Linked DNA regions of Homo sapiens: region 1 is linked to region 2. The links are chromatin loops, found by intact Hi-C in ENCODE. Cell type or tissue: dorsolateral prefrontal cortex. All regions are shown on one strand. Links, peaks and the distances in the headings refer to the core of each region. The heading gives the core; the rest is flanking DNA. Region 1 overlaps DDIAS (DNA damage induced apoptosis suppressor). Region 2 overlaps RAB30 (RAB30, member RAS oncogene family).

Region 1 (11,847 bases), core at 1,654-9,653, 62 kb after region 2:
TGTCTAATATGTTTCAGTTTCTTTCTTGGTAACTCTTGTTGATCAGGGAAATGATAGGCAGCAAGGCATTTCCCTAGACCTATGCCTTGGAATCCAAGCATATCTGAAGGAAATATTTTTTGTGTGGTAGGAGGGACCCATTCATCACTATCAGTTTCATGGCACTCAGCAAAAGGGTAGTGATTGAAAACGTCTGGTTGTGAAACACCAGATACAATAGGGCTTCTGATTTTCTGGCTAGGTGTTTTTATATTTTTTGGACAGCTTGGGCTGGCTTGCTGTTTGTCATTTTCAGGGAAAATCCTTATTTTTTCATAGTTACCATCAAGATCTGAATAAAATACAGGTTTTTTGAAAGCTCTGTTTATCCCATGAATTCTTGTTTGGTGGAACCCTGAAATTGGAGTTGACTGTGAACATGGAACAAAGTCTTGACTATTTTCAAAATTATATTCTGAATCTGATTGAAAATGAGGTGTTGGAGAGCATGTTCTTGAATGCCTAGAGTCAGATAGGCTTTGCAAGGATAATTTTTGTGAAGGCTGGATGAAGTCTTCAGAAAGTGATCTCAGTGAAAAATCAGACTCTGAAGGGTGACTTTCTGCCAAAGATGTTCCCCATTTTAACAAAATATCCTGTGATTTTTTGGTAATCTCAGTTGCAATGTCCATTTCTTTAGCAATATCATCAAAGAGATCAGCAGAGGCATCATAGCTACCTTCATAACCAATAGAATAGCTCTGTGTTACGTTGTTATTGATATGTCCCCAAGGCATTTCTTTCAATGTATTTGTACTTCTATTTGGACTATTGCAAAGAGTTTCTAAAGGATATGTAAGTTTCCTGCAAATTGTAAAACTGTCATCTTGGTTCTTGGACCACCTACAATATTGTTTATTTTCTAATTTGCAAAGATCAGAGACATCATTATACTTCCTATAACACAGAGTTGTCAACTTTTCATTCATTTCTGAAACTGATATTTCTCCACATCCATTCAAATATTTGTTATTTAGACTAGAATGGTCACTCTCCCTGTGTGGTGAGATTCTGATAGTCTTCTTAAGAGTAACTATTGTTTCTAAATCTTTTGAAGATGAAGACAGAGCTGACAGGTAAGGATTCGGTAAAAAATATTCTGACATATCTCTTCCATTATGATTTACAGAGACAGCCTCTACTTTGTTATCTGGTTGTGACTCCTTTTCAACACTAGGACTTAGATTTCCTTTACAGTTGAAAAGGAAGTCATCTTTGCTACAGTTTGCTTTGACTATTACTTGTGATGATCTTAAAGCTATAGGTGGTGTATGCAGGGCTCCAGTAGTTCTCTGGGGAGTCACAGATAACCTGCTGTGGTCTGCATGAAATTTATCAATGTCATTATCTACATGATGTTTCCTACTACTGACATCTGCCTGGGTTACAGCAATCTCACTTTCAAGAACTGCCAGAAACTTGTTCAGGCTTTCAGAGAATGGCAGATCATCCCAAATTTGAGGGTCACCATCCTGGGAACTGCTGGCTGTCTCTTCAAGTCTGAGTAACGAAGGTGGACAACATGCAGATCTCTTCTGAAGGCTAGTTGGGGTATCTATACCATGATGCTGAAAACATGGTAGCTCATGCTGGGACCTATTTTTAATTTCCACTGCACTGTGGAAGGATTTTGTATTACTTGACTCAAGGGGCTCTCGCATTTCCAAAGAGAATAAATTAGAGTCATTAACTCCAATTTCATGATGACTGCTGTGAACTGCACTCAGCTCCTTAGCTTGTAAGCCAAGTTCTTTACCCAACTTTTCTGCTGTACTCTTTTTATCCATATATGAAACAAGGCTCCATGAATCCTGAATGGGATCATGGCAGCTACTGGAACCAGTGGCCTCTGCAATGGAGATGGACTTTCTGTTCTGCTGAAGAGTACCAAAGGCCTTACTTTGTTCTGAAGCTGAAAAATCATCATTATCTGTTAGTTGTGAAACAATGCAAGTGAATTCAAGTGATGGCTGCCAGAATTTTGAAAAAGTATCCTTGCTGCAGGACTTGAAAAAATCAGAAGTGCTGTCAGAAGTATATATGCTGCTGAGATCACTATTTGAGTGATCTAAAGCAAGTAAGTGATTGTTAGGTGCCTGAGAGTCACACTGAAGTTTCCTGAAATTAAAAGTCTGCAAAAGTTGATGGAAGTAGTCAATGACAGTAAAGCCTGCAATACCTGGGTCTGGTAGAACAATCTGGCAAGCCACTAGTGCTTTGGCTTTTCTTTTGTGGTCAGAGCATTGCTGTAAGAAGTTACTGGCATCTGAACCTTGTCCAGGTTGGTTTTCAAAATTCTGTGAAAGAAGCAAAGAAATTTAAGTAAGAATAAAATTGTCTTCCATTTACTTAAACATGAAACAGAAATTTAGCCAGGCACAGTGGCTCATGCCTGTAATCCCAGCACTTTGAGAGGCCGAGGCAGGCAGATCACTTGAGCCTCAAGAGTTTGAGACCAGACTGGGCAACATGGTAAAACCTCTCCTCTAAAAAAAATACCCCCACAAAAATTAGCTGGGCATGGTGGCGTGTGCCTGTAGTCTCAGCTACTCAGGAGGCTGGGGTGGGAGATCACCAGAGCCTAGGGAGGTCAAGGCTGCAGTGAGCCATGATCTTGGTACTGCAGTCCAGCCTGGGTGACAGAGTGAGATTCTGTCTCAAAAATAAAATAAAATAAACAGATTTAAAAGGTTAAAACAGATACAACTATTACCTCCATCCCCCAATTCCAATTTCGATTCTGTTAGTTTTATAGGCAAAGTAGCATATGTAAGAGAATATAAACCTTAGAGTAAAGAGCTTGTTTAAACTGATTTGAAGAAATCCTAGTTCCCGCATTTATTAATAGTGTTGAGACTTTGGACAATTTATTTAACCTGAGTCTTCTCCTTTATAAAATAAAAATAAAAATAAAAATGCAGGATTACTGTTTAGTAATAAAATGGAAAACTGCACAGTGCTTAGAAAATAGCAGTGGCTCAATAAATGGCAACTATCATAGTTCTCTTTAGCTAAGGAAAGAGAGGAGGGGAGGGGAGGGGAAAAAGGGGAGGAGGAAAAAGAAGAGAGGAGAGAAAAGGACTGTCTACGATTTTAACAAGTAAAGCTCTGTAGCCGTTGATTCTACCTTCCCTTTGGATTTTTCTCACTCTTCTGTTGTGGAGTCCTCTTTTAAAACCCTGATTCCAGTGTGGAAAAAAATGTCTCTTTGTTCCCTTTAGCATAGATGAGACAGAAAACTATTACTCCTTCAAAGTCAAAGGAGTAACTTCTTTTTTTTTTAACTTCTTCTACAGTCACTTTTATATTTAAGACCATCTTTCTTAATCTAGTTTTAGTATTCTTATCAATACTCAAGATACTTTGCCTTCAGTGTTCCATTATTCTCTTTTATAGAAGACAGAATTAAAAAGCTAGAGAATTGGTGGAAGTTTTACTATAGAATTTGAACAAAATCCGGAGGGCAAAATAAATACTAAATACCAAAAACAAATATCTAACATTTCTAAATATATAATAAATTTATATTTTTAAGCTCTGAAAGCATTTGAAGTAGGCTCCCCTGACTTTCGAAAGAGGAAGTTGTCACACATGGTGTTTTAACAGACCACCTATAGGCTATTTTTACATAGTTTAAAGTGTTTCTACAGGCCTTCACATGTACAGAACTCCTAACAACTATTTAGAAAATTCACATAATTCATTACAATGGAAATGTTAACAGATTATTAAAAAGAAAGCTAGTCTCAATTACCGTCACTCCAAAAATAAAGCTTTGTCCAACAAAGCAAGTTTCAACTGCTTTAGTTAATAGATTCTGAGTTGTATCATTGTCCAGTGTTTCTGGAATTTTATTAGGATCCTGAATGTACCTTGATTGGAAAAAAAGTAAAAAATGTGAAGCAATGAACTTTGAAATTTTACTTGCCATAAAGTCAGAGACACAATTAATTTGAAAATGCAGCATGAACCTTTTATAGAGGAAAAAAAGTGACTTTAAGAGCCAGGCAGTTTGTTCTCTCTAGTTTCTCATAGCACAGAAAAATCAACAAAACCAATTGATCAAGTGGGAGTAAAGTAGTTACCTGCCTAACCATCAGGCCCGGCAATGATTATAAGGAAAAATAAAAGTGGCAGTGGGAATAGTGGTGGCATCTCTAGCTCTTCACTTGAAAGCAGGAAAAAGTCATCCCTTTTCTCTGATAAGCCTGGTTGTGGTCCCTTTATTGTCTCAAGCACAAAAATGTGGACATAGATTTCTTGCATGTGATTAGGGGAGGAGGGCAGAAGACTGAGGGGGAAGAAAAGCTTTTTTTTTTTTTTTTGAGACAGAGTCTCGCTCTGTCTCCCAGGCTGGAGTGCAGTGGTGCAATCTTGGCTCACTACAAGCTCTGCCTCCTGGGTTCATGCCATTCTCCTGCCTCAGCCTCCCGGCGTAGCTGGGACTACAGGCGCCCACCACCATGCCCAGCTAATTTTTTGTATTTTTAGTAGAGATGGGGTTTCACCGTGTTAGCCAGGATGGTCTCCATCTCCTGACCTTGTGATCCGCCCGCCTCGGCCTCCCAAAGCGCTGGGATTACAGGCGTGAGCTACCGCGCCCGGCCAAGAAAAGCTTTAATTGCTTATTCTTATATTCTCAGGACAATGTCGTAAAAGGTCAAACTATGCAAATTAAATTGCAATACAGATAAAAAATAAAATTTCAATTTCTGAAATGCAAATATTCCCTCAAATAGATTCTTCTGCCTCAGGGGAACCTAACTGTTTCAATGCTAACCTCAATTTGGATAATTCTTCAATTTGAAATGATGTTACTTTCTTAGCCTCTATTTCTGTAACTTGGATTAGAGATTTATAACTTAATATTCTAATTACAGATTAATTACCCTAAATAAAAGGAGACTGTTTTAATATCATCATAATATGTATTCAGGAAATAAACATCTTTCTTACTTGCTTGTCTTTTAAAGGAATTGACAATCTGGGGTTGAATGATTATCTTTCTACAAAAATGCATATTGCCTTATAAACTTGTATCTTCAAATTCTAAGGGCAGTCAGGAAAAAGGATGTTTTAAGTATTCTTACCTGTGCAAACCAGTGGCAGTAAGACCAAAAAATGTATCTAAGCAACTTCCAAATACAGTAATAACAAACAATTTGTTTGATTCTGCAACTTTTAAGGAAAGTTTGTATCTGTAATTGGCATTTCCAGATTCACCAGTAGAGCCACATTTTGGACAATTAGACCTAGAAAAGTGGTGGAAAAAAGTGTGGAGATGTTCATTAAATGTTTTTCATATGATGAAAAATCCAGAACAGTAAAAATTTAAAATAACATTTTGTGTATAAATGCTCCTACACAACTCAAATTCTTCTTAAACTCTTTCAGATCAACTTATTTTAAATTTCTCTAGTCAGAATAGTTAGCGTTACTGATTTAAATTAAACAGCCCCAAGTTGATAGAAATACATACCAAATTGATGGAAAACTAAAGGAGAACTGTGCATGAAAGAGAGGACGAAAAGGCCGGGCGCGGTGGTTCACACCTGTAATCCCAGCACTTTGGGAGGCCGAGGCGGGTGGGTCACCAGGTCAGGAGATTGAGACCATCCTAGCTAACACGGTAAAACCCTGTCTCTACTAAAAATACATAAAAATTAGATGGGTGTGGTGATGGGCACCTGTAATCCCAGCTACTTGGGAGGCTGAGGCAGCAGAATGATGTGAACCCGGGAGGTGGATCTTGCAGTCAGCCAAGATCGCACCACTGCACTACAGCCTGGGGGGCAGAGTGACATTCCGTCTCAAAAAAAAAAAAAAAAAAAAAAAAAAAAAAAAAAAAAAAGAGGACAAAAAATAATCTCAAAATATTTAATACCTATTTATACACAAAGCACTTAATTGCATTTTTCTCACCATAATGAAAATTACTTTCTTTAATTCATTAGACTATGTTGATAACTTATCAGATTATAAAATTTGATATGAAAACCATGCAATTTAACTTGTTTTTTTAAGACAGTATGTAATGGTGGCTAAAGGCTTTCTAGTCAAAAAGTACACATCTACATGGCAGTGTAACTCTATTGCCATGTACTCATTGTCTGACAGTTACTAAATTCTTGAGTTCCTCATCTATGAAGTCCAGGGCTGAAGAAGGATTAAAATAGACAAATAAAGGGTCTAGTGCAAATACTGTGAAATTAGTGTTAGTCTGCTTCTCCCTCATAATTATATCAAGTATTGTGATAATTACTGTCACTTGTACTGTTAACTTCTCTTCTAGTTTGCAATGTATTATAACTCTGATTTCTATCTTTCAGGTTCTTAATGTCCACCCCTCAGTTAGGTTAACTTTATTTAACAGACAGAATAGTTTAAAAAATTTTTTTGAAATACAACAAGCACCTAAAAACATTTTATGGTAATGGCTAATACTAGAATTTTGTTTTTTCTTCAGATTGCTAAAGATCTTAAAAAAGAGTGGCAAAAGGCAAACAGAAAGCAAGGTGAAAGATGGTTGTATAAATTTGATTGTTGCCAGATGGCCACTAGGGGGAGTCTAAAATCTGTAGCTCTGAAAGTGACTCACCTTTATTAGATCTGTGCTGTTATTCTTCTGCCATACTGAGGATAGATCTATACCAACCCATTCATATAATCCTATACAAATCTGCTAGAGTTTGTGCTGTAGGTTAGCCATAGAATGAATTAAAGGTAATTGACTCACTAGGGGATAAAACTCCATTAGTACCAAACTCTAGGGAAATGAACTGTTTAAAATATATATTGGAATTTCTTTAAAGGCTATGCAATAATGCATACAGGTTTAATGTAAAATTCCTAGCAAAACTTAGACTAATATGCATTAGCATTCAGTTTACAAATGTTTTCAACATACATTATTTCATTTTTATAGGTAAAATTTACAAATGGGGAAATTAGTTTGAATTTTTATCTGAGATGACAAAGTTGGTAAATATATGACCCAAACCCAAGACTGTGAACTCGTATCATGAAGTTCTGATATTATGATATGATAACAGTGGGACCAAATGGTTAAAATAAAGAACTGCTTGCAATGACAGTATCAATAATAGCCTCAAAAAACTATGTCTATTAGTGTTCATGCATTTACATATTAAACTATATATATTTTTATAAAGTACATATGTATAATGAAGATATTTATTTATATAGTTTTCTTTAATCCTTTTAGGAACGATGCTGGATTAAAATAAATGTTAGTGTGGTGTAATACAGATTAGAGCTTCTCAAACATTAATATGTATACAAATCATCCAGAGATCTTGTTAAAATGAAGATTCTGATTCAGGAAGTCTGGGATGAGGCCCAAGATCCTGCATTTTTAATAAGCTCCCAGGTAATACTGATGCAGATGTACCTTAGGCCATACTTTGAGAAACAAGGATATAGACAACATATTCACATCACCGTCCCGATTTAACTTCTAGAGGCACCCATATTTCTAAAATGTCATTTGTTACAGAATAGCAGTTTTCAAACTTTTTGGTTTCACACTCCTTTAATACTCTTAAAAAATTATTGAGAATATCAAAGAGTTTTGTTTATGTGAATAGTATCTATTTTTTTTATTCAAAAATATTTACTTGGGCCAGGCGTGATGGCTCACACCTGTAATCCCAGCACTTTGGGAGGCTGTGGCGGGCAGACCACTCAAGCTCAGGAGTTCGAGTCCAGCCTGGGAAACATGGCAAAACTGTGTCTCTACAAAAAATACAAAAATTAACGAACGTGGTGGCATGCGCCTGTAGTCCCAGCTACTTAGGAAGCTGAGATGGGAGGATTGCTTGAGCTCAGGCGGCAGAGGTTGTGGTGAGCTGAGATTGTGCCATTGAACTCCAGTCTGGAGGTGACAGAGCCAGACCCTGTCTCAAAAAAAAAAAAAAAAATTACTTGCCAAAGATTGAATATATTCAAGGTATACAACATGGTGATTTGAAATACGTCTACACTGTATAATGATTACCATAGTCAAAATTTTTTTTTTTTTTTGAGACAGTGTCTCGCTATTGGCCAGGCTGGAGTGCAGTGGTGCAATCTTGGCTCACTGCAACCTCCACCTCTTGGGTTCAGGCGATTCTCCTGCCTCAGCCTCCCGATTAGCTGGGACTACAGGTGCCCGCCACCACACCCAGCTAATTTTTTGTATTTTTAGTAGAGGCAGGGTTTCACCGTGTTAGCCAGGATGGTCTCGATCTCCTGACCTCATGATCCGCCCACCTCGGCCTCCCAAAGTGCTGGGATTACAGGTGTGAGCCACCGCACCTGGCTACCATAGTCGAATTATTTAACACATCATCCATTACCACTCAAGCTGTACATTAGATCCATAGAACTTGTTTATCTTATATCTGTCTATATTTCTTTTTTGGTTTGTTTTCAGACAGGGTCTCATTCTGCTGCCCAGGCTGGAGGACAGTGGTGCTATCATAGCTTACTGTAACTTCAAACTCCTGGGCTCAAGAGATCCTCCTGCCTCAGCCTTCTGAGTAGCTGGGACCACAGGCACATGCCACCATATGTGGCTAATTTTAAATTTTTTTGTAGAGATGGGGGTCTCACTGTGTTGCCCTGACTAGGCTTGAACTCTTAGGCTTAAGTGATTCTCTTGTTTCGGCCTCCCAGAGTGTTGGGATTACAGGCGTGAGCCATCACACCTGGCTTCTATCTACATTTCTCATAAAACGAGAAATTAAATGAAAGTGAGAAATTAAAACTGAGAAATCAAAAAAATATTAATTCATTAAAAACAGACCCTTTACATGGTTAACACAAAAAACATACTTTTATGAAAAATAGTTATGTTTTTCAAATTTTAAAAATTAGTAAGAAGAGACCAGCATTGTTTTACATTTTGCAAATCTCTTTAATGTCTGGTTTCATAAAAAGACAGCTGGATTCTCATATCTGCTTCTCTGCTCAATCTGTTGTGATAGTACGTGTTATGTAGCCTCTGGGAAACTCCATTATGCACTCATGAGAGACTGAAAGTGAAAAGGCAAATAATGCCTTAGAATTATGAAAATAGATTTGAGTTCAAGGAGCCTCTGAAAGGATCTATCTGAAATAATAGCTGTAATTTGCTATCTTTTTTGTTTGATCCCAGTTAAAAAAATACCAAGTTTCATTTGTTTTTTTTTTATTTTTATTCATTTATTTTTTTGAGACAAGGTCTTGCTTTGTTGCCCAGGCTGGAGTGCAACGGTATGATCTTGGCTCACTGAAGCCTTGACCGCTCAGGCTCAAGCGATCCTCCCACCTCAGACTCCTGAGCAGCTGGGACTACAGGCACATGCCACGATGCCTGCCTAATTTTGTTTATTTTTGGTAGAGGATAGGTTTCACCATGTTGCCCAGGCTGGTCTCAAAATCCTGGACTCAAGCAATCCTCCCATCTTGGCCTCCCAAATGCTGGGATTGCAGGCATGAGCTACTATGCCCAGCCTCATTTGTTTATTTTTCTAGCGTACTTATATTTAGCCCAGATGTAGAAGAACTGGTGAGATAAGTAATCCTTAATGTTTTCTTAGTCTTGAAAACCTTAAAAAATCTGATGAAAGCAATGGACTCACTCTCTCCCCACAAAAAACAGATATGAACACGATATTCTACATATCTTAGGGACTGGAGGAGTCATACATACCTATAATGTATCCACAGATTCCAGCTTAAGAATATCCTGACTATATGATTATATAACATCCCTTTCCAAGTTTATAGACCCAGATTAAATACACACAAAGTAATGAGACATATTTTAAAAAACATATCTCTTAATGCTTCCACATATCACTTCCCCCACAAAGTAAGAAAACTATGATCTATATGTGTGAAATTAAATTTGACTTGCTTAAGTAAATGATATAAACTTTTTGGGTAGTTGGGAATGGGGGAGAGGATAGGTAGCCTCTGAGCGATGAGTCCTATTTTAAGATAGGAAAAGAAAGTTATTAGTGTTAGAAATGGATTTCTAGGCTAAAAGGAATTATGGGTCCCATTAGTCACCCAGAAGGGCAATTTCTATGTAGATAGCTTGTCTGGATAAATAAATCCCTTCTCCAGCTTATAATCTGGGGAGAGTACAGACATACACTATTGTGTGTGTATGTGTAGTTACTGCTTCATATGAAGGACCGAACTAACTTTGTACACATTTTTTTTTATAGATGTATGTCTATGTTTGTATATTTACATAATGAAACCCCCTTTCAAATGAAATTTAACTTGGAACACTAATATAAGGATGAGAATAGAGATCTTGTTGAAACTAACGTGGGGGCCCTAGAGTCTTACCTACTACTCAGCACTAGGTACTATTACTACTCTAATCCCATCTCCCTCCATAAGCACTTCCATGGAGCCCCAAGGCTCTGCAGAATACCTATAGATTGAAAACTACATTCAATCTACTGATCTGATCTTGGAGGTAAGAAAGTTAATTCCATAAAGCACAAAATACTTATTATGATTATAGTCACTAAAAATTTCAGGTTCAAAGAAAATATTTAGGGACGTCTCTCTGTTCTTCAGCATCTCTAAGATCTTCTGCAAAGGCAAGAGCATGGAACTCCTCTGTCATAAGCTTGCAGTGCTATAGCAATGGGGAAATGAACATGAGGAATTTCTGTTTCCTGTGTTGGCTTACAACTGATTCCAAGTAAGAAAAAGGGAAAGCAAAAACAACAGTAGAAAAGATAAGCACCAGGATTTAGATCATCATGGCGGATGGGAGGCAGGATTAGATTGCAGCTCCAACTCGGACAAAGCAGCATGTTGGGGCTCGCACTATGAATTTTAGCTCCAGAACAACTGCAAGAACAAACCAGGAATCCCAAGAGGACCCACAGACCCTCTGAAGGAAGTGGACTGCTCCTGCAGGACCTGGGAGACACCCCAAATACTGTGTGGTATTCAGGGCCGAGACACCCATAAACGATTCACATCACAGGACTCTGTGCAGACAAACCCTGAATACCACCCCGGAGCCAGACAGACTGGCTGGATGGCTAGACCCAGAAGAGAGATAACAATCACTGCAGCTCGGCTCATAGGAAGCTACATCCATAGGAAAAGGGGGGAGAGTATCACATCAAGGGAACATCCTGTGGGACAAAAGAATCTGAACAACAGCCTTCAGCCCTAGACCTTGCCTCTCTGACAGAGCCTACCCAAATAAGAAGGAACCAGAAAACCAACTCTGGTAATATGACAAAACAAGGCTCTTTAACACCTCCAAAAAAAATCACACTAGCTCACCAGCAATGGATTCAAACCAATAAGAAATCCCTGATTTACCTGAAAAAGAATTCAGCGAGGCACCAGAGAAAAGCGAAGCCTGACGCAAGGAAATCCAAAAAACAATACGAGAAGTGAAGGGAGAAACATTCAAGGAAATAGCATAAAGAAAAACAATCAAAACTTCAGGAAACACTGGACACACTTACAAAAATGCAAAATGCTCTGGAAAGTCCCAGCAATAGAAATGAACAAATAGAAGAAAGAAATTCACAGCTTGAAGACAAGGTCTTCAAATTAACCCAATCCAACAAACACAAAGAAAAAAGAATAAGAAATTATGAACCAAGCATCCAAAAAGTCTGGGATTATGTTAAACAGCCAAACCTAAGAATAATCGGTGTTCCTGAGGAATAAGAGAAATCTAAAAGTTTGGAAAACATATTTGGGTGAATAATTGAGGAAACCTTCCCCGGCCTTGCTAGAGACCTAGGCATCTAAATACAAGAAGCATAAAGAGCA
Region 2 (11,847 bases), core at 1,794-9,793:
TTCTACCTAACATTAGTCATATTTTCTGCTTTTGACAAAAGGATAAGACTGCAGAGATGTAGTAAAGTTTTCAGTCCCTTTATCAAAAGTTTCCTTGACCTTGTCTTAGTATTGAAAGGTCACTTAGAGATTATTCAACCCACCTCTCTCACTTTATAGATGAAAGGTCAGATCTAGAGGGGCTAAATGCCTGCTTAGGATCTTATATTGTGAGATTAGATAGAGTGGCAAGGCTAGGATTAGAACCCGGGTTCCAGGTTCTTAGCCTGATAATTTGTCTCCTATACATTCTAACTTCTGAGACCATTCTCTTTAAAAGCACAAACTCTGTCATTAGATGTGAAAATGTCTCCATTTTCAACAGTAATTTTTTGCCAACAAGCTCTTTTTTCTTCTTTCTTATTTGTCTTTTATGTCTACGTTTTACCCCTCCCAGCTCCTCAACTCCACCATAAACTCATATGTCAGAGGCAAGATTATGTTTGTTTTTGTTATTTAGCAGACAGTTAAAATGAACTGGATCTAGCTGTTTTTTAGGCACAGAGGTTGGGAACAAAATGGTAGGTGAAACATTGGGAAGAATTCGTTTAACTTCTTGGCATTTGTTGAGGTGCAAAACATCTGGAGCTATAAACTTGAAGCTTGACAGCTTTTGTATCTGAGCCAAGCCAAAATAGAAGAAAATTGATTCAATATTTGAAAGTAAAGTTATGAATGTTTATATTTACATCTTTTGCAAACATGCAGTAGAACATTTTCTTTTGGTTTGAAGTTCAGTCTTTTAAGCTAAAACTTTAAATAATTCTTAATTAAAGATATCTGAGTCATAGTTGCCAGAACTAATAACGTCCATTTTACTTTAATTTCTGGAAATTCTGGAATATAAGTGAAGAGGGAAGAGAAACTGGGTGAAGAGTTCTTTCTTGACAGAATTTCTTGCTACTCCCAACTCCCTCCCTAAGCGTATAGGAAACATTATGTAATAGTAAATTGCATAAATTATACTTGTACCTTTGTTAAAATCTCATCTTTCTGGTTAAGTTTCCAGTTTGAAGTAAAGCATTTTGTTTATTTGTTTTAAAATGGCTTACATCAGCCTCAAACTCATTGAATTTGAGGCCCAGAGAGGGTGAGTGGTTTGTTTGAGGTTACACAGAGATCCTAAGGCTGCTGCCTCCTGGTTTAGTGCTGTTTCTACCCTACTGTCTCCTTGATGACTTAATTTTCTTAGATTATCTTCCCAGTGTCTTTGGCTTTGATCCCATGTAATTACACATGCATGGTACATTGTACTGAGGAAAACAGTGATCACCCTGGGGCAAAGGAAAATTCAGAAGCTTCAGGAGATCCAAAAAGACAGATCCCAAAACTGTCTTATTCCCGCTTCTCATGCTGAGTTCTTATTTGTTTTTTCATATTGTTGCCCATTCCCGTGGCTGTCCATGCTCAAGACTGATAACTAGTTTTAAGTATCCTTGATTTTATCTTTTAGAAAGAACCTATCCATTTTGCCCTGACCCTTCCAATTCTGATCTCATCCCTGTGGTCGCATGCCCTTCAATCTTATCTTCGTGTCTGATTTTTCTTTTTCATTCTTAAAATCAGGTTCCCCTGCCCTTTCTCAATTTTCTCCTTCACCTGTCTTTATCTCCTTTTCTCTGTCCTCCTGTCTCTTTCCTCTTCTTTCAGCATTTCTCTCTCCCACTTTCTCCCTCCTTTCTCTTTCCCTCAAGACATACATACAGAGTTGCACAGGGCTCCCTTGAGAGTAACCAGAGTTCTCTTTTCTACCAGTCACCTCAGCTGAAGGAAGGACTCCGGTGATGGGTGTTGCTGGGGGAGAGGAGAAAATTTCATTTAATGGAAATATTTGCTTAGCTGTTCTTTTCTATTATTTCTTCTTCAGGGTCTTTTCCCCCCAGGTCAAGGAGCCACAATTGGAGTTGATTTTATGATTAAGACAGTGGAGATTAATGGTGAAAAAGTAAAGGTAAGGTGCTAAATATTCACTAAGGTTGTCAGGTGCTATGTGAGAGGTTAGGGGAAGTACTGCTTTCATAACCATTTATTAAATCTCCTAATTGAAACCCACATGGAAACAATGCACTCAGCCATAATGGCTTATTTCCAGAGTTCTTCTAGTCTTTTTTATGGGGGAAGGAAGGAATTTTGGATGATGTGTTTACAGATTAGAAGACAGAAAATGGCTAAGGCAAGTTTGTCCTGTCTCCTGTCATGTCACAAGTGACATAAAGATAAGGAAGAAATTTCTTTTTGGATCTCTTGAGCTGGGCCAATAAGCAGGTGCTACCTCCTCTAAACAGCAGCCCCATGAAAGAGCCTCCCGATTTCTACATTTCATTATGAATCACTTATTTAAATTATCCTGTCTCCTCTCATATCCTTGTCTCTAAAAAGGAAAGACACTAAATGAGGAGTATGGGAAAGGATACATGCTCTCTAGCCCCTGCTTCCTGCCCCTCCAGCCTTTGTGGCTTCTGGATGATTTGGTACTTGGAAGAAGTATGGTGTGTCCAGGAACAGGACAAAGGAGAGAATGTTTATTGAGTACCTACAATCTGTCAGTGCCTCTGCTGGGTGCTTTTACATATGTTATATTTAGTTTAGTCCTTACTGTAAACCTGTGGGGTAAGTGGTATTATCCTCGTTTTACTGGCTTCAGAGAGGTTAAATAACTTACTTATCCATGGCTACACATAGATAAGTATAGGAAGGGGGACAGGCAGGATTTGAACCCATTTCACCAACCAGTACACCCCACTGCCTTTCTGGGGTCTCCTCTGCCATGAAAGAAGAAGGGAAGAAAGGCACACTAGGCCTATCACCTGGAGCAAGGAAAGGAGGAAGGTGATGGAAAGAAATGTGAAGGGAGACTAAATCACCTGGAAGGAGGATAAATATACTGATGTTTGGCACTGTGCTCTACCTGCCGTCAGAGTTACTGAAGTTCCACAGTTGGCTCTTCAGAGCTGGGTTTTATGGAAAGAAGTGATAGCCAAGGCCTGGTACAGTGGCTCACGCCTATAATCCCAATACTTTGGGAGGCCAGGAGTTGAAGACATAGCGAGACTCCATGTCTTCAAAAGATAAAAAATTGTCTGGTCATGGTGGCATGCGCCTGTAGTCCCAGCTACTCGGGAAGCTGAGTGAGAGCATTGTTTGAGCCTGGGAAGTTGAGTCTGCAGTGAGCCATGATTGTGCCATTGCACTCCAGCCTGGGTGACAGAACGAGACCGTGTGTGTGTGTGTGTGTGTGTGTGTGTGTGTGTGTTGGTGACAGAGAGAGAGAAAGAGAGAGAGAAGGCTGGGGGAGGGATGGAAAGAAGGAAGGAAAGGAAGGATAGCCCAGCTATCAGCAGCACAATGAAAACTGGCATTTTAGAGTTCTACCTTGATTCCCAACCTAAGCATCCTATGTTTGGGTCCATTTATTTGCATCCTTCTCCCATACGTACATGCTCTCCTTCCTTTGAGTGCCTTGGGAAGAGCAGAGAAGCTCCATAATGCTCTTCAGCATTTTCTAGATACTTGCCATCACAGAGAAGTGTTTAGGAGGAGGTCCTTGAATGGGGGCCAGAAGCTCTCTCAGTGTCTCTTCCAGCCCTGACTCCTTAAAATAGCTCATACTGCAGAGACATCCACACCAAATACAGCAGTGAATGGGGAGCTGGAGCACTGGAAGATAAAAGCAGGGTATGAAATCCACATAAATGCTAACTAAAAAGTGAACAAAAATAGTGTGGGGGGTGGGAAGAAGGAGCTAGGCTGTGGGGACAGGAAAGAGAGACAGGAGTGTGCTCAGGAGGCATTGATGGGAGGAGCCTTTTGTAGCTTTCTGTTGTCCTAGTGGAGGGGAGGTAGTTACCCAAGGAGTTGGGTAAAGATAACTACTATTTCATGCATTTTACTTCCAGATATTTGGGTTTTCCATTCATATATATATGAGTTCATTTATTTGATTTAGTGCCTACTACCTTCCAGGCACTGGCCATAAATAAGGGTGAATAAGGAATGGTCCCTGCTGTTAAAGAACAGGCTTATTTTTCTTTCCTGAATTCCCAGGCATAAATATTCCATTTATTCTACTTTCTGCAAACCTTATTTTAAAAAGTGCTTATTACACTGCAAAAATTGATATTTTTATAACATCTGACTCCACCATAAGGCCACAGGCTCCCCAAGAGCAAGGTTTGTGTCTTACTCATATTTGTATTCACAGCACACTTTCTATCCCCAGTACTTCTTCAGGCTTCTAGAACTTTATCTATAAAAAGTGACAGTTGGCTCATCTCCCAAATCCAGTCCAAATCAACTTGCCTGTGATTCTTTCAAGCCCAATATATAAAATAAAGATACAGGGTGGCCCTCTTCAACCACATGAATTTAAGGGCCTCATTAACATGTAGGCATATGAGGAACAACTTCTTTAATCCTTTCTTAGAAGAGGGCAGAACTGCATAGTTGTCTTATTGTCATCTTTTTTTTTTTTTTTTTTTTTTTTGAGAAAGGGTCTTGCTCTGTTGCCTAGGCTGGAGTGCAGTGGTGCAATCACAGCTCACTGCAGCCTCGACCTCCTAGGCTCAAGTGATCCTCTCACCTCAGCCTCCCAAGTAGCTGGGACTACAGGTGTGTGCCACCATGCCCAGCTATTCATTTTTATTTTTATTTTTTGTAGAGATGGGGTCTCACTATGTTGCCATGTTGATCACTCCTGGGCTGAAGTAATCCTTCTGCCTCAGCCTCCCACAGTGCTGGGATTACAGGCATGAGATACCACATCCAGCCTGTCATCCTTCTTCTTTAACATTTACTGAGTATCTTTTCTCAGTGATGTTAAAGTGTCTTTTTGCTAGTAGTTTGCGGGCTTTCCCAGAGCCTCATAAAGTCAGTGGATAAGAGAATCCACCAGTGATTCGTATGGCATCACCCGCTTGGTGAGTGGCAGGACCACTCTCCTGACACCCTCATCAGTGTCCTCTACAAGTATCATTTTTTCCAGGATGGCTCCCAGGATTGAAGGCAGGGAATCCAAGGTATTAGATTTTTGTAGCTATTAAGGCCAAGTAAGCGCCAAATCAGTAAAAACAAAATTAATGAAGAGGCCCTTCTCTTAAAAGGGTCTGCATTATGAAGGTGACCTCTGGTAGAAAATATAATTAAAACATATATAGACCACTGAACTGTATGCTTAAAAGTGGTTAAAATGATAAATTTTATGTATGTTTTAGCAGAATAAAAAAAATGGAAAAAACACAGAACTTTCTCATATATATTTTAGTCTATTATAAATTAATGAGTAATAAGAAAAACTCTAAGCTCAATTTAAACCATTTTAGCCTTAAGAGATAAATCATAATAGAAATAGAAGATTTGCTGTATCTCTTTCCAGTCAGATCTATGTTGATAGATAGGAGAGTCATGAAAGTATTTATATGTATTTGTTTCTTCAACCATCTGTCCATCCATTCATTCCTCCATCCTGTGTTGTAGTAAATGTTTTGTGCCAAGCACTGTGGTGGTAAAGCATCCCTGCCCCTTAGGAACTTACTATCATCTAGCTCCATCTGTGAAATCTTCTTTAATACCCTACTAATCTGTTAAGTAGAATTGACCAGTTCCTCCCTTGTGATTCCACAATCCTTTGTTCATTTAGTTAGCCATCATTCAAATGTTTCTACCACGTGCTGTGTGCTGTGTTAGGAAGGTACTGGGGGTGTAAGGTCAAATAAAAGACAGCCTTTGCTCTCAAAGAACTCAGTAGTAGAGTAGTAAACCAATGATTGCAGTACATTATTATGACGGTGAGGCAATGGAGTTTAAGTAGTGGTGCAGAGAAGAGAGTAGACAAACAATGTAGCCACATGCTGAAGGTGAGAGTGGTTAGAAAGCCCGTGGCTACAGTATTGAAAACATATTGACAGGCATGAGACTAACAGCAGGAGACGCTCTCTTCCTTTTTAATAGAACATCTTGTATTCTGCTATAGTTAATTAACTGTGTGTGTCCTTTCTATAGACTGTGAGCTGTTTGAAATCAGCGTTGATTTTATTCATCTTTATATCCTCCCTGTGTTTTATTCATCTTTATATACTCCATGTGCCTAGCACAGTACCTTGCATATATTAATGTCCTATAGATGCCGAAAGGCGCAAATGAATTGCAGAGAATGGTGAAACCAAGTTGAGTGACAAAGGCAGTAGAATATGAATATCCTCAATAATCAACTGTCAGCTAGAAACAGGCAGCCCCCTATGAGAAGGTAACATATCTTGGCATGCTCATACAATCGCTGTTCTAGAAAATATTTCAGTGACTTTAACCCTCGAAGCTGTTCTCAAGATGTGGGAACACACTGATTTCTAATACTGAACAGTTCCTAAATCGCAATCACAAGTGTTTTAGGGGCTCAGTGCAGCTTTAAAACAATAGCCCATTATTCTAAGACACATCCTGGCAGAGGGGAACCGTGTCCCTAGGTTTGAGGCAGAGAAGAGAAATAGCCTTTGTCCCAGCAAAAACCGTAACATCTGTACAGTGGCCTTTAGCATACACAGGCTTTCATGTGTATCATCGAAGAGCAGCTGCAACTGCAGATCAAAGGAGAGCCTTTGTGTGCTGCTGATTCATGGCAGGGACTACGGGTCACTCAGCAGTCTCTTTAGCTAAGCTAGTATGAGCAGAGGGTGACAGCAATGGATTCATCCTCTTTGGATACAGATGCACATTTTAGTTAGTCTTTGGTGGCAACAGCAGCATGGGAGCATGGAATGAGTCCTCAACTGGAAATAGAAGGCCTGGATGCCATGTCCTAGCTTTGTGAATAACCAGTTAGTTAAGGGACAGTTTCCATTAATACGGGGAGGTGTACACTTGCCTACCTCACTGGATTGTTGTAAAGATTAAATGAGACCATCAGTAAATATTTGAGCACCTCCTATTTGCCAAGTGCTCTATTTGCTCTAAATGGACCCTGACGTCTCCCTCATGAAGCTTTCAGTTTAGTGGGAAAGATGGCTATTAAACAAATTATTACAAATAAATGATTCAGGCATGTCAGGTGCCATGAGGGAGAATGACAGGATGTATCGCAAGAGAGACTGTGTGGGGTGGGGGGGTGGGGAACCTAGCCTAATCTGAAGGTTCTGGAAAGCCTTCCTGAGGAAGCAATCTTATGTCCCTGGACATGAATACACCTGTGACCTGTGAAATTCGTGCAATTAGAAGGAAAGATTATTGTTTTTGTTGATGTTCTTATTTCTCAAGGCCTTGTGTTTTGTTCTACACTTAGCAGCCACCCTGGAGAATAATTCGTTTTCAGTAGTTGTCTACTCTGTGCAGGGAAATTGACAAGTATTGTCTTCTTCTTTGTTATTAGAATTATTAGTTATTAGGACTTAGAACTGGTAGATAACTGCAGAAAAAGTGAACCTTCAGCAGGTTGTGTGTTATTAACCACTTTTTATAAAGAAATAATCAAAGCCCAAAGAGATTAAGTGACTTGGCCAAGGTCATAGAACTTAAGAGACCTGAAGGAAAATTATATTGTTGTCTGCCATGGCATGATTCCTGTTTTCTTTAACAAAGATAATACCTTAATACATCCATTTGAATTTTGAACTGGAAAAGTGGTGAGGTTGGCTCTCCCTCCAGTTGCTGATTAAATGCCAACAGTCACAGCTTGCCCTGTATCATGCCTTTTGTAATATGGCATTGTGAGTAAGAACGGGGACTCTGGGACCACAATGCCTGGTTGAATTGGTTCTGGGACATATTGGCTATGAGATGCTGAACAAGTTAATTAATCTTACTGTGCCTCAGTTTATTCATGCAAGAAATGGGTATTATGATAGTATCTACCTCATAGGGTTACTGTGAGGAATAAGTGAGTTGCCACAGGTAAAATGCTTAGAATAGAGCTTGGCACATAATAAATGCTTGACGAATTTCCTATATGTATTTTTTTAAGAATGAAAAGGAAACTCTTAACAAAGAAAAAACAAAACAAAACAAAATAAGCCCCTCTCCCTAACCAGAAACACACCCAACAGATTTTTTTTTTTTTAATTTTCAGTGCTTTTTTTTTTTTTTTTTTTTTTTTTTTTAGGGCAGAAAATAACCATGAAATTGTTTGGGTAAAGGTGTACCCATTTTCAAACCAAAGCAAGGCAAAGCTTTTTTTTTCTTTTTTTCTCCAACCTGATCCTTCTTCACCTGATTCTTATCTTATGCCTTTACAGCTACAGATCTGGGACACAGCAGGTCAAGAGAGATTTCGGTCCATTACCCAGAGTTACTACCGAAGCGCCAATGCCTTGATCCTCACCTATGACATTACCTGTGAGGAATCCTTCCGTTGCCTTCCTGAGTGGCTGCGGGAGATAGAACAATATGCCAGCAACAAGGTCATCACTGTGTTAGTGGGTAAGTAAGGGCTAACGAGGAGGGAAATTGATTTGTGGGCATTAGAGGATTTATAATCACATAAAGCTTATACATTGGTGCCTTCCAAGAATATAGTCTTTAGCTAATAATTCATGCAGTCAACCTTCAGTTCTTCTGCAATTGAAGAGAAAATGAAATAGGTCCTATCCCATGGTGACAGTTTAGAAAAATAAAGTAGAAAACATTTTCTATCAATGTAGGCTCTAGGGAAGAAGTTGGATGGCCATGAAAGTTATGTGAGCTGCTAAAAATTTAAAAAGTCTAATTACAAGATGAAAGGAATGGCTGTTCTAGAAGAAAAATGTATCTTTTAAGTTGATATGGAATTCATTATTGAAGCAATTGTTTATTGCCTAAAAGGTGGATTTTGGTAATTTTTTTTCCCTTCCTAACATTTAGGCTGATTTGAGAAATTCTGTGTTTCAGAAAGAATCTGCTAAGGGCAATGCTGTAGTTTGTTTCATCTTGTAGGAGAATAAAACCTCTATTTAGTATGGGGGGAAAGCACAAAACAACCCTTGATTTTCTATCATGACTGATATATGCATTGAAATGGACCAGGTCATTAAAAACTTCTCTGTTTGTAGTGGAAAAGTGTTAGTAACCATTTGATCATTAACATATTTTCTTCCTAGAAAGGAACGTTCCTATATAGTCTAGCAATACCTGAATTAGGGAAATTTGAGTAGAGATCCTTAGAAGCATTGTTAAGTTACAAATTATGGTTAATAATAAGCTCAGTAAACACTTTAGAATAGTGTTATAATTGGTATATATGTGCCAGGAATGATACGAGGAACTTTATGTGTCATGATCCCTGATTTACAGATCAGGAAACCACGGCTCAAAGAGGTGAAGTTCTTTTCCCAAGGTCACATAGCATGTAAGATCAACTCCAAGCCCTGTAGTTGTCCAGCTGTAATATGTTACGTTGTAACAAATTGCTGGACTTTTCCTTCAGGCTGCTGGATGAAGCATCTGTGTTTCTATGAGCTAGTGCTCCCTGTAAAACCCTTTTGGACAATGTTGAACCTTTGCCATAAAGCATTTGAGAGGTCTGCATTTGTACCTTCTGTTTTACAGAAAGCCTTTGGGAACTTGAGTCAAAGCATTACTACTTGGGATTTTATCTAAGGAAGGTAAATGAAGATTTGAGGGGAGACAGTTAGTTCAATATGAAAGAGGAATTGGCTTAAAACACAATTTTACTATGGAAAATTTCAGACATAAACAAGAGTAGAGAAACAGTATAGTGAATCCCCTTCTACACATCTCCCAGCTTTCACAGTTACCAACTCATGACCAATCTTATTTTCTCTTCCCTAGCAATGCTGTCCACCTTCTCCCTCAGATTATTTTGAAGCAAATCTCAGAGGTTGTATTAATTCATGTTTCAATATCTGTGTATATCTCTAATAGATTTTTAAAAAGAAAACCTAACCTCAGTGGCATTTTTACACCTAAAATATGTTAACAATTCCTTAGTATCCTTAAAAACTTAGACAGTGTTCAAATTTCCCTGATCGACTCATGATTTTTTTTCGTTTGTTTGTTCAAATTAAGATCCAAATAAGGTCCAGAAGCCGGGCATGGTGGCTCACACCTGTAATCTCAGTGTTCTGGGAAGCTGAGGCAGGAGGATTGCTTGAGCCCAGCAGTTCTGACCAGCCTGGGCAATGTAGCGAGATTAGCCAGGCATGATGGCATCTACCTGTGGTCCCAGCTACTCAGGAAGCTGAAGCAGGAGGATCACCTGAGCCCAGAAGTTGAAGGCTGCAGGGAGCTATGATCACACCACTGCATTCAGCCTGGGTGACAGAGCCAGACTCTTTAAAAAAAAAAAAAAAAAAAGCCAAGTAAGGTCCATATGTTGTAATTGACAGCTACATCTTTTCATCCTTTTTTATGAAGTTTCCACTCTCATTTTTTTTCTCTCTTAGAATTTTTTGCTAATGCATTTGTTTGACCTATAGGCTTTACAAGTCTAAATTTTGTTTTATCGCCCCAAGGTGTCATTTGATATCACCTCCATCACCTATATTTCTTGCAGATTTATAGATAAGTCTAGAGGCCTGATGAGAGTCAGGATTTTTTTGGTTTTCTTTTTAGACAAAACACTACATATATCATACTCTGAGGGGTAGTTCTCATAGAACAGGCAGGAAGAATGCTTGATTCTTTTTTGTTCACCACTTTTCAAGGTAATAAGCTGGTTCTCCAGTATCTTCTAAAAGTTAACTATTGACATCTGTTTATATTTGTAATATTATTATAAATTTATAGATTTAAATAGATTTGATGGGCTGGGCATGGTGACTCATGCCTGTAATCCCAACACTTTGGGAGGCTGAGGCGGGTGGATCACTTGAGGTCGGGAGTTTGAGACCAGCCTGGGCAACATGGTGAAACCCCATCTCTACTAAAATATACAAAAAATTAGCCAAGCATGCCTGTAATCCCAGCGGGAGGCCAAGGCAGGAGAATCTCTTGAACCTGGGAGACACAGGATACAGTGAGCCGAGATTGCACCACTGCACTCCAGCCTGGGCAACAGAGCGAGACTCTGTCTCAAAAACTAACTAAATAAGTAAATTTGATGTATTTCAGTCCCTTGCAATTATTATTATTGATGCTCCCATTGTTCCGACTTTGCCAGTGGGAGCTTCTTCAAATGGGCTCCTGAGTCCTTTTGACATGACCCCAGGAATGTTGGATAATTTTTTTGCTTTCTGGTATGACAAGTGTTCCAGCCACAACTTGTGCATTTCCTGCCCCAGACCTGGAATTAGCCATTTCTTCAAGAAGTGCTTTCTTTTCAATGGGAAGTCGTATTTAGAGGCCACAACCGAGGTGTTAGGAGCCCTCCTGATGGGCCATTGTTTTTAGGCCTTTCAGTGGACAGAGCTTGTGTGTATGTGTGCATGTGTGTGGTGGATTCTGTAGTATCCTCAAGAGAGTTTTCCTATTAGGTTCTGCTAGCGTTCCGACTCACAAGACTACCGTAGACCACGCGTGGCATCGTGTTCACTTAGAAGGACACAGGACAGGAAATACAGCTTGACAGCAGATCAGCATCCGGCAACCCTCTTCAGTGGAAGTAATCCCAGTAGCAGTCCACGTAATTTTCCAGGACCTCCTACCCAGTCCGCAACCCCCAGACGATTCTAGTATGAGGGAACAAGGCTCATGTCAAACAGATGGAGGATCTGCCTTGGCCTAGCAGCCTCAATACCCCATAGGAGACTAAATCTATTATAACAACTCCACAATCATAACTTCCAGGGTCTCTTCAAATGAAGTCACCACATTCAGGGAAGCTCAAAGTTATGGCTTTCCATTAGGTATTTATAATTCTTAGATAGAATTCCCAGGCCAGAAGTCATT

The links. A loop is a pair of places that touch in the nucleus more often than their neighbours do. Peaks named below come from ENCODE experiments on the same cell type or tissue, not always from the same donor. Only the 100,000 strongest peaks of a DNase experiment are listed, where the experiment ranks them.
Region 1: it touches region 2 in a loop (2.8-fold over the local background); 12 of 110 quality-filtered maps call a loop at or near these places.

What each region holds. Positions count from the first base shown.
Region 1 is chr11:82,922,221-82,934,067 of GRCh38, reverse strand. DDIAS (DNA damage induced apoptosis suppressor) reads right to left here. Exons shown (of 6, transcript NM_145018.4): 4 at 5,130-5,291; 5 at 3,794-3,911; 6 at 1-2,336. Among named protein-coding and RNA genes, the nearest start is that of DDIAS, 26 kb to the right of the region's middle. RefSeq lists a silencer at 9,041-9,090. In dorsolateral prefrontal cortex, for the core only: CTCF peaks have their summits at 6,393 and 6,594 (motif pointing right); no DNase peak of the experiment used is centred there.
Region 2 is chr11:82,984,182-82,996,028 of GRCh38, reverse strand. RAB30 (RAB30, member RAS oncogene family) reads left to right here. Exons shown (of 5, transcript NM_001286060.2): 3 at 1,907-1,990; 4 at 8,259-8,442. Among named protein-coding and RNA genes, the nearest start is that of SNORA70E, 51 kb to the left of the region's middle. RefSeq lists an enhancer at 1-89. In dorsolateral prefrontal cortex, for the core only: no CTCF peak of the experiment used is centred there; a DNase peak (open chromatin) is centred at 6,608; H3K4me3 peaks cover 931 bases; H3K27ac peaks cover 8,000 bases.